Linked DNA regions of Homo sapiens: region 1 is linked to region 2. The links are chromatin contacts, found by Hi-C or POLR2A ChIA-PET in ENCODE. All regions are on one chromosome and are shown on one strand. Each heading gives the region's core, a stretch centred on a gene start or an enhancer-like site at or near the end of the contact. The rest is flanking DNA. Distances are from core to core; before and after follow the strand shown. Region 1 has its middle 83 kb from the start of WASF3. Region 2 has its middle 35 kb from the start of RNF6.

Region 1 (5,427 bases), core at 2,818-5,317, 290 kb after region 2:
GGCGCAGTGGCTCACGCCTGTAATCCCAGCACTTTGGGAGGCCGAGGCGGGCCGATCACCTGAGGTCAGGAGTTCGAGATCAGCCTGGCCAACATGGTGAAACCCTGTTTCTACTAAAAATACAAAATTAGCCGGGCATGGTGGCGCATTCCTATACTCAGCTACTTGGGAACCTGAGGCATGAGAATCGCTTCAACTTAGGAGGTGGAGGTGGCAGTGAGCCGAGATTGCACCAGCCTGGGCAATAAGAATGAAACTCTGTCTCAAAAAAAAAAAAAAAAAAAAATATATATATATATATATATATACAAGTATATATATACACACATATATTTTTATACGTATATATTTATATACACATGTATACATGCATATGTATATATTTATATACACATGTATACATGCATATGTATATATTTATATACACATGTATACATGCATATGTATATATTTATATACACATGTATACATGCATATGTATATATTTATATACACATGTATACATGCATATGTATATATTTATATACACATGTATACATGCATATGTATATATTTATGTACATATGTATACATGCATATGTATATATATATACATGTATATATGTATATCTCTGTGTATATATATACATGTATATATATCTCTGTGTATATATATACATGTATATATCTATGTGTATATATACATGTATATATATCTATGTGTATATATATACACATGTATATATATATCTATGTGTGTGTGTATATATATATATCTATGTGTGTGTATATATATATATCTTCCTATGTTACCCATTTTTAAGTGTTCAGTTTAGTGGCATTAAGTACATTCACACTGTTGTGCAACCATCACCACCATCATCAATCCACAGAATTCTTTTCGTCCTCCAGACTGAAATTCTGAATCCATGAAACAGCAATCCTCCACTCTCCCTAACCCCTCCAGCTCCTGACCACTGTCATTCTACTTTCTGTTGCTATGGATTTGCCTACTTAATTCCATCATCTAAGCGGAATTGAACAAAAGGTGTCTTTTGCATCTGGTTATTTCACTTAGCACAGTATCTTCAAGGTTAGTGTGTGTCAGAATTTCCTTCCCAGCTACTCAGGAGGCTAAGGTGGAGGATCGCCTGAGCCTTGGAAGTTGAGATTGCAGTGAGCCGTGATCTCACCACTGCACTCCAGCCTGGGTGACAAAGTAAGGCCCTGTCTCACACACATACACAAAAAAAAAGGCAGAAGAAGAAGAAGGAGGAGAAGGAGAAGGAGAAGAAGAAGAAGAAGAAGAAGAAGAAGAAGGAGGAGGAGGAGGAGGAGGAGGAGGAGGAGGAATTATTTCCTATAATATTCCATTGTATGCATATACCACATTTTGTCTTTTTGTTCATCTGTTCATGGCACACACTACAATTTGGCATGCAATGTGCACAGGATTTGTCAGGAATGTGGTTAAAATGCAAATTTTAATCAATTGTTCTGAGATGGAGTCTGAGACTCTACAGGAAACCTCTGGGCCACTTGCCCTGCAAGTCAGGCCAATTCTTCATCATTGCGTCAAATTCCACTCATAAAAATAAGCCACAGTACCAAGGGTTGATTTCAGTAAGCAAGTCCCACAAACTTTCTGGGAAGCTTTAAGAAAATGAAAATGCTCTCTTCTCACTTTTGCAGCTGCTGTACCCTCCTCCTACCTCTGCTGACTGCAGCAGGTCAGAGTGGGTCTGAGGGCCTCTCTGGCACGGCTGGCCTGCCCCACTGGCCCAGTTCCCGACTCCCTGAAGGCTGCTCACCTGCTTCCCCATGCCTCTGGCACTGTTTCTATCTGTCACATATATTCGACTTCTCTTACTCGAAATGAGCACCCTGAGGCTAAAAGCCTGTATTCTGCATTCATTCATTCAACAAATATTTATTGAGTGTGACTGTGTGTGAAGCACTGTTCTTTCTAGGCACAGGGGATACAGCAGAGAACAAAAGAGGCAAAAATCCCTGCCTTTGTGAGCTTTCGTGCTGGTGGAGACATCGATCATATGATAAATGAGCAAATATTAGCTAGAGATACATTTAAGCACGAAGAATAAAGCAGGGAGACAGCAAGGAATTTGGGTGATGCTGATACTTTACAGTGGTAAGCCAGGGCCGGCTTCACTGAGGAGGTGACAGTAGGGCGAAGACAAGAGGGAAGGGAGGCAGCCAGCTTTGCAGGAATCCGGAGGCTCACTCCAGCTGGAGAGAACGGCACAGGCAGAGGTCCTGAGACAGCGGGCTGCCTGGGCATGCAAGGCATAGCAAGGAGGCAGCGTGTGGCAGATGGAGTGAGAGAGACAGAGAAGGGAAGAGGAAGACAAAAAGGCAGCAGGGTGGGTCAAGAAGGATGCTTAGACCAGCAGTGTCCAGTGGAAAAAGAATGGGAGGTTGGGCGCGGTAGCTCACGCCGGTAATCCCAGCACTTTGGGAGGCTGAGGTGGGCAGACTGCCTGAGCTCAGGAGTTCGAGATCAGCCTGGGCAACATGGTGAAACCCCATCCTTACTAAAATACAAAAAAATTAGCTGGGTGTGGTGGTAGGCGCCTGAAGTCCAAGCTACTCAGGAGGCTGAGGCAGGAGAATGGCTTTAACCCAGGAGGCGGAGGTTGCAGTGAGCCAAAATCGCACCATTGTACTCCAGCCTGGGCAACAGAGCAAGACTCTGTGAAAAAAAAAAAAAAAAATAGAATGGGAGCCACATGAGTCATTTTCAATTTTCTAGTAGCTGTACTAAAAAAAAAACCCAAACAAGGAAACAATGTGTTTTACTTGACCCAATGTATCTACAATATTATTATTTCAACATGTAGTTGATAATAAAAACTAATGGATGAGCTTTTTTGCATTCTTCTTTCTTTTGTGTTAAGTCTTCAAAACCCAGTGTGTATTTGACACTCACAGCACATCTCGGTTTTGACCAGCCACATTTCAAATGCTCAATAACCATATGTGACCAGTGGCTCCGGGAGTGGGCAGCAGAGCCTAGACCGCATGAAGACCTTGGCTTTCCCTCTGAGGATGTTTTAGAATGTAGGTTTTATTATTATTCAGGTATGGCAAGGCCAACAGATCAGGAGCGGACTGCCATTGAAAAGTGAGCTGGGAGCGCTCCACACCGTAGGGGCCCCCTGGGGAAGCAAGGGGGGGAGGGAGTGGAGGGAAACATGGGCGGGAGCGTTGATTCTGATTTTCATGGGAAAGAACAGGCAAGGCAGGGTAAGCAGGTTTAGGATTGGCTGGTCTGAGTAATTTCTGCAGGCCCTGGGCATGGGACAGTCCCTACTTGTCTGGTACCTGGCCCTGGGGTGATTAGGGCAAGGGGCCAGGGGCCAGGAGCATAGTGGTGTAGCGGGGTGTGAGCTCTGGCTTAATTGCTTTGCATATGAAAGGTGCTTGCACTCAGTCATTTGCTCTCTCTAGGACCTGGCTAAATGGGGAGAGGCAGCCTCTCTAAGGTCAGCAGAGCCTCAAGAGCCTCAAGAGGCCAAAGCATCAGAAACCCATGGTTAATGGAGAGGGTTCAGGAGCTGCAGGGCTGGGCTTAGGAGGGCTGGGCTCAGGAGGGCTGGGCTCAGGAAGGCCGTGATCCCGCTGCTGTGTCTGCCGGGCTCTGGCTTCTCCTGGAAGAGAGGTGGGATGGGGCAAGGGGGCAAGGATGGGAACAAGGCTGTGGCCACACCCCAGGGAGGGGGCAGGGCTTGGGTGAGGCTGAGGCTTCGGGGGTGGAAGGAGGTGGTCCCTGCTAGACAGACTGGCAGACAAAGCAACTACGGCTGATTCCTCACGTAAGCACCTGGATGCTGAACTGAATGACAGCAGGCGCTGACTTTAGAGGAAGAGTGGGATAGCACATTTGCTGAAATACTTAGGTATCCAATAGAATTCCAGGGGCGTTTAGACAGTGAAGTAATGCTGAGAGAGACAGAGCTATTCTCCATTGGCTGCTCACCACATTGACCGGTCCTTCTGCCAGGCCTGGTTAGGTCACTGTATTTCCTGTGCAGGAGCACTGGGTCACCGCGTCCCTGCTGACCTCGGCAGGGTCAGAAGCGGGGTCCGCAGGGCGGCGGTCAGGGGCGGGGACTGTCCTCAGGGTAGGTTAGAACCTAGGGAGGGCAGCGGGCAGGCTGGGCTGAGCCCTCTTCCGTCACACAGGAAGCTGCAGGGCTTTCCTGCGGCATTCATGCTTTTTTATTCAAAGTCAGAGCTAGGGAGCTATTTGTCACTCTGCTTCCGGAGGCAACTTTATTCAGAAATCAACCGCTGCCTGGCTCCAGGGCCAGTGTCAGGAGCCAGCGGGGGTTTGTTCTGGCCAACAGCCCTCTCCTCCATCAGAGTCATCCCCACATCCAGGCGGGAGTTGCTAGAATTATCTGTTCCTGTTTCCTTCAGAGTCTGCACAGAATGCTTTGGATTCCCGAGATCTGGCTTCCTCTGTGTGTTGTCACTGACTCCAGCCCAGCTGCTCGCAGCACGGCCTGGGGAGACAATTCCCCTTTGCATTCAAAGACCAGGTAAAACAAGCCATCCATAGAGCTCACCAAGGCATGAAGTTAAACAGAAGTACGGAGTCAAGTAGAAACCACCACTTTCTGAGAATGCAGGTGGTACGGGATGGGGACACTTCACTGGCTGATCTGTTAGTGCCTGTGCCAGAAATCACAGGCTTCAGGGAGGGGCCCCTCAGAGAAGCCCCTTGGGAAGTTATACTCTCATTCCAAAGCTTTTCCCACACTCAGAGCACACTTGGAACTCCCTTCTCTTGGCAAAGGCCTTTAGAGTCCATTTAAGCTACATCGGAAACCCCATGTCATTTTTTAGAAAAAATTTTTTTATGTATAATCTACTAGATTTGACCCTGAATTTTTTTTTCTATTTTCTAAGCCCATTAAAACACACACACACACTCACACACACACTCACCCACACTCTCACACACTCACTCACACACACACACTCACACACTCACACACACACAGACACTCGACCCATGATGGCATGAAAGCAATGACTCCAAGGCCATTCATCCTGAAATGAGGGCATCATTCCCATTGGATATGTAATCTTTTATTGAAAGATTATTCCATACTTATATATAGAAAAGTGCACCAGCCGTAAGTGTACAGGTTGAAGAATATTTAGGAACTGAACACCCTGGTGCACACAGCACCCGGATGGAGACACAGAACAATAGTAATGCCTGGATGCCCTCACGGATTACCCTGGATCACTCACCTTCAAGTATGTGTGAAGTCTTTAGCCCACACCATCCAGAATAATCACCACTCTGACCAAGGTTGGGAAAGGTTGAGGAGCCTGGGGTGCACAGTGTAAGGAGGCCTCCCCTCTCAAGGTCAAGCACGTCTAGCCCCTTACATTTTGTTCTAGGTGCTTCACAGG
Region 2 (5,384 bases), core at 1,150-3,649:
GCCACCCACCACGCCAGGCTAATGTTTTGTATTTTTAGCAGAGACGGGGTTCCACCCTGTTAGCCAGGATGGTCTCGATCTCCTGACCTCGTGATTCGCCCGTCTCGGCCTCCCAAAGTGCTGGGATTACGGGCGTGAGCCACCGCGCCCGGCCGCCTCAAATTATATTCTAATCAGTCTCCCTCAGTTTAGCCTCTGCATAAAGGCACTTTAAAAGTCTTCGAACACTGAACTCTCAAGTGAAAAAGACATGTTGTTGTATAAAAATCTGTTTTATGCTTTTTGCTCTAGAAGTCTCTAAGGCTTAAAAATCAGCAGGGCATATTCTGCTATCAAAACTACAACAGTATAATTTAGTTGTCTTCAAAGTAAAAAGATTTGTAAGACTTGACATATGAGAACAGATTATCTAATTGTTTCCCCTTTATTGAGTATTGGCCATGATGTTACAGAGACGAACATTCAGTTTTGAGTCACTTCTACTCGCAGATGTTTCAACGTTTCCTGGTCCATAATGACTGCACAATACGAGTATCTCTGCCTTTTAAAGCTGTTCTGGCTTAAAACAATGCCTCACCTTACATTTTCTATGAGTGAAAATAACGTAGATTGAATGCTAAGCATACACACTGTGCAGGCCACAAAGGATAAATCTGTGGACTCCTGCAGAAGGCAGGCGATCCAAAGCAAATGTCCTTAGCTGCCCTCCACCAGTAGAGGGCAGCCCTCTCCCTACAAACTGTCTACCTAGTGAGCTCCAAAGTGCGCTGCAGGAAATTATTTTAGAACTTGTAGGTATTGTTATCATTTTATTGATTGATTGATTGATTGACTATTAAGACAGGATTTCACTCAGCCACCCCAAGCTGTAGTGAAGTGGCACAAACACGGTTCATTGCAGCCTCAACTTCCCAGGATCAAGCCATTCTCCCACCTCAGCCTCCCAAGCAGCTGGGACAACAGGCGCACACCACCATGCCCGGCTAATTTTTTCAAATTATTTTTTGTACAGATGGGATCTCACTATGCTGCCCACGCTGGTCTCGAACTAATGGGCTCAAGCTATCTGACCGCCTCGGCCTCCAAAAGTGCTGGAGTTACAGGCATGAGCCATCATCCCCGACCAAGGTATTATTTTTATTTTAGCTTTTTAAAATTTCTATTTGGTGTGCTCTTTGTAATAATACATAAATATATATATGAGCATGCATTACATTTTTATAACTTATAAATAAATACATATACATATACATTTGAAGTGCATTTTTTTTAAAAAAAGTTGTTACTTGGCTGGGCACAGTGGCTCACGCCTGTAATCCCAGCACTTTGGGAGGCCGAGGTGGGCGGATCACGAGGTCAAGAGATCGAGACTATCCTGGCCAACATGGTGAAACCCCGTCTCTACTAAAAATACAAAAAATTAGCCTGGCGTGGTGGCAGGCGCCTGTTATCACAGCTACTTGGGAGGCTGAGGCAGGAGAATCGCTTGAACCCGGGAGGCGGAGGTTGCAGTGAGCCGAGATCGTGCCACTGCACTCCAGCCTGGGCAAAACGAGCGAAACCCTGTCTCAAAAAAAAGTTGTTACTTAAAGTAATGCATTGTCAACAGAAGTGTAGAGGCCATGATTCTAAACTTGTGTTCTCTACGCCTAACTACGAACCTTGTGCCTTTCCAAAACCAAAGGTCACACTTCTGGAAAGTTCCTTCCTCCCTCACATTCAATATCTATTTAGAGAACACACACTATGTCCTAGCTTCTGCTAGGTTCTGAAAATACAGTAAGAGGCAAAAGAGCCATAGCCCCTCCCACCCCGTGCCCTTATGAAACTTGCAGTCTACATAAACATAGATATGAAACAAACACAAAATGTATGTTTTAACCCTAAAATGCGATAGGGAAGCCAGTCAGACGATTTACTCGGGAGTAAGAATTCAGGTCATTCACCAAGGCGCCCATGTCAAAGCTTCATCACCCGCCTCGCGGCCCTAAAACGTGTCAGAGTCATGATACACACAACGCAGAGGAAAAGTTCAAAAACAGATCTTAAAAAGAGAAGTGAAAGCAAGCGATCAAAACATTTCTGGAAATCTGACACATCTGGAGTGCCGTGTGGAGACGCCAGGGCGCGTGGAGCTTTGAGCAGTTAAAAACCCAGACCGGGAGGCCAGTGCGTGTGTAAGACCGCGTTTCTCTGCAAGGCTGTCCCGCGGCAGGAACGCGCTCGTTGGGCCGCAGAGCAAGAGCGGGACGCGCCGGGGGGCGTCTGCGTGGCACGTGGGCCCCGCAGCCAGTCGCGCTACCGACTGGCAGTCAGCGGAGACGCTTCGGAGCAGGTCTGTTAGGGCGCGCGCACACACATGCACGTGCACGAGCGCACGTACACGCGCACACCGCCAGCGCGGACCCTGACGGGGCCGAGCCTCGGAATTGGGCCTCCTCGGCCGCCGTCGTCTTCTCAGCTCTCACAGGGCCCGCAGCGGCGCTATACCTTCGGCCACAGGTAGCGCGTTCCTTCGCTGTGCTGACCGTCGATCCCGGGGGCGCTAGAGCGCCGGCTCCGGGGAGGGCAGGGAAGCGTCAGGGACCTTTCTTCTTCTTTTTTTTTTTTTCTTTTTTTGAGACGGAGTCTCGTTCTGTCGCCCAGGCTGGAGTGTAGTGGCGCGATCTCGGCTCACTGCAATTTCCGCCTCCCAGGTTCACGCCATTCTCCTGCCTCAGCCTCCCGAGTAGCTGGGACTACAGGCGCCCGCCACCACGCCCGGCTAATTTTGTGTATTTTTAGTAGAGACGGGGTTTCACCGTGTTAGCCAGGATGGTCTCGATCTCCTGACTTCGTGATCCACCCACCTCGGCCTCCCAAAGTGCTGAGATTACAGGCATGAGCCACCGCGCCCGGCAAGCGTCAGGGACCTTTCTAGAGCCTTGCTTGGCCTGAGGTCCGGGACTGGGGCTGTCCCCGCTTCCTGTTTCTGCCATCAGTGGGGCCACAGGCCTGAAGACGGCTTGTACCGCCACCTTGGGCGCCTCTGCTCCTGGCTGCGACGTGGGGCGTCCTAGCCTTCGGACCGGGAACCTGATAGGAGACGAATAGAAAGGGGGAAAGCCCTGGAAAATTAAGCCGGCACAAGAAGGGGGAAACGTTTGGAGGTCAGGCAAGGCTGATGGCCTTGGGGATCGCGGAGCAGGAGGCTTACTGGGATGTCCAGTGTGAGAATGTCAGCCCGTGAGCTCTGGTGTGCAAGAAAAATGCCTCTTTTCTGGATTTCAGGTGAATTTCTGACTCCTCTGGGCTACATACGACCACCCTTCCCTGGCCCCCTCTGGTGAACTGGTTATAAAAGAAAAATTACCCTAGTTCTTCCTGCGGTCCCCTCCCCAGGGATTAGGCCAAGTTCTGGAAGCTTATTGGGTGACTTAGTGGGTATGTTAATGGTTAAGTAACGTACCCAAGGTCTTATTGCCAATCAGTGGCAAAGTCAGGATTCAAATGCAGATCTCTTGGACTCCAGAGGCTGGAGTTTATTAAATGTTTAGCCCCAGCTCTATTTGATTTTGGGGGTTTTTTAAGACAGTCTCTATCTGTTGCCCAGGATGGAGTGCAGTGGTGCAATCTTAGCTCACTGCAGCCTTGAACTGTTGGGCTTAAGCAGTCCTCCTGCCTCAGCCTCCCAACTAGCTGGGACTACAGGCGTGTGCCACCACACCTGGTTCCTAGCTCTATTTGAGACCACAGTGGCCTGAAGTGTAAAGCACACTGGACACTAGGTGTCAAAAAATAGAACTAGAAGTCAACAAGTGATCTAAAACAAGATTCTGTAGGTGTCTGGGCATCAGTTTCATCATCTGGGTGAAATGGACTTGAACCTGTTAATATCCAAGGTCCCTTCAGCCCTAATAGTCTAGGAATTCTAGAGAGTGTAACTGCTCATTTGCAGGCTGCCATCCAGACCATCACAACTGTCTTGTGGCTCATGGAGACTTTCAGATTGATGCAGTGGCTCCAAGGCGAAGTGACCTCAATTGCTGATGCAAAACTAGATTCTATAAGTGTAAACTGGTGGTTCACAAGGACAGGTGAGAAGTGCTGATGGTGGCAAGGGAGGCAATTATAACAATATCCCTCCCCTTCTACCCCATCCTCCACCCCACTTGTGACAGACATAGACAAGGACTTAATTGTGGCACAGAGGAAGGGCAACTGACTCTTGAGACCAGTGAATCTGTAGTCAAAACGCACTGATCACTGTTGAATAACTACTGGAATTATCAAGAGTCTGGCTGAATTTACATTTTACTTTCCAAAACAAATATAACCAAAAATTCCAGTCACTGCATAAGCCAGAAGCAGGTGACACACAGAAGTGAAGACTGAGGGGAGTTTAGGTGAAAGCTGCAGCTGTTCTCTCCCTTTTAGTGGGGGCTTTAGTTGGACAAGTCAAAAGAGCTTTTTTTTTTTTTTTTTTTTTTTTTTTTTTGAGATGAAGTCTCACTCTGTTGCCAGGCTGGAGTGGCATGATCTCGGCTCACTGCAACCTCTGCCTCTTCAGTTCAAGCACTTATCCTGCCTCAGCCTCCCAAGTAGCTGGGACTACAGGCACATGCCACCATGCCCGGTTAATTTTTGTATTTTTAGTAGAGATGAGGTTTCAACATGTTGGCCAGGATGGTCTCAATCTCTTGACCTCGTGATCTGCCCACCTTGGCCTCCCAAAGTGATGGGATTACAAGCATGAGCCACTGCGCCCGGCTCAGAACAGATTTCTGAAGAGGTTGTATGCAAACTGATTATTGTAGACTCAAAGGCTTACACTCCCATGAAGTAAGAGGGAGCTTTCTTAAATGTAAGATAGAATCAAAATATTCCTAGTAGCCAGGGATGGTGGCTAACGCCCGTAATCCCAGCACTTTGGGAGGCCGAGGCAGGTGGATCACCTGAGGTCAGGAGTTTGAGACCAGCCTGGCCAACATGGTGAAACTATGTCTCTACTAAAATACAAAAATTAGCTGGGTGTGGTGGCGGGCACCTGTAGTCCCAGCTACTGGGAAGGCTGAGGCAGGAGAATCGCTTGAACCCGGGAGGCGGAGGTTGCAGTGAGCCAAGGTCATGCCACTGCACTGCAGCCTGGGCGACAGAGCCAGACTCCATCTCAAAAAAAACGCTTCCTATTGTAATAGATCGTTGGATGAAAATATGCCACCTTGCCTCAATTACTCTAAATCAAATAACAGGCTTAGTGTGAGTTGGAATAAACCTATCAATGGCTACATTTTTTGTTTATGTATATCTGTGTTCATACGAAATTTCATATTTCATGCCAAGGAGGAAATGGAAAACTCCTAAAACTTTCAGAAGGGAAACTATTCTCATTTAAAGGCAGTTTG

The links. A loop is a pair of places that touch in the nucleus more often than their neighbours do. ChIA-PET counts read pairs that join two places held with the same protein, here RNA polymerase II (POLR2A). Pooled maps may share reads with other maps.
Region 1: a loop to region 2 is called in a map of heart right ventricle, with 5 times the contacts of the local background. The contact joins two enhancer-like sites. A Hi-C loop is called at or near these places in 30 of 168 maps with a recorded cell type or tissue (B cell, CD4-positive, alpha-beta T cell, CD4-positive, alpha-beta memory T cell and 21 more), 24 of 37 single-sample maps with no recorded cell type and 23 of 50 pooled maps. POLR2A ChIA-PET finds 5 or more read pairs at or near these places in 10 of 52 experiments (B cell, CD4-positive, alpha-beta T cell, CD4-positive, alpha-beta memory T cell and 6 more).

What each region holds. Positions count from the first base shown.
Region 1 is chr13:26,472,229-26,477,655 of GRCh38, forward strand. No RefSeq gene overlaps it. Among named protein-coding and RNA genes, the nearest start is that of WASF3, 83 kb to the right of the region's middle. RefSeq lists an enhancer at 3,984-4,278. Within about 2 kb of position 4,068, at least 4 of the 41 ENCODE cell types and tissues checked have a DNase peak (open chromatin) inside an H3K27ac peak, as active enhancers do; they include heart right ventricle, where a contact is called at or near this core.
Region 2 is chr13:26,184,177-26,189,560 of GRCh38, forward strand. It overlaps a transcript of RNF6 not described here. Among named protein-coding and RNA genes, the nearest start is that of RNF6, 35 kb to the right of the region's middle. RefSeq lists enhancers at 1,969-2,138, 2,189-2,238. Within about 2 kb of position 2,400, at least 34 of the 41 ENCODE cell types and tissues checked have a DNase peak (open chromatin) inside an H3K27ac peak, as active enhancers do; they include heart right ventricle, where a contact is called at or near this core.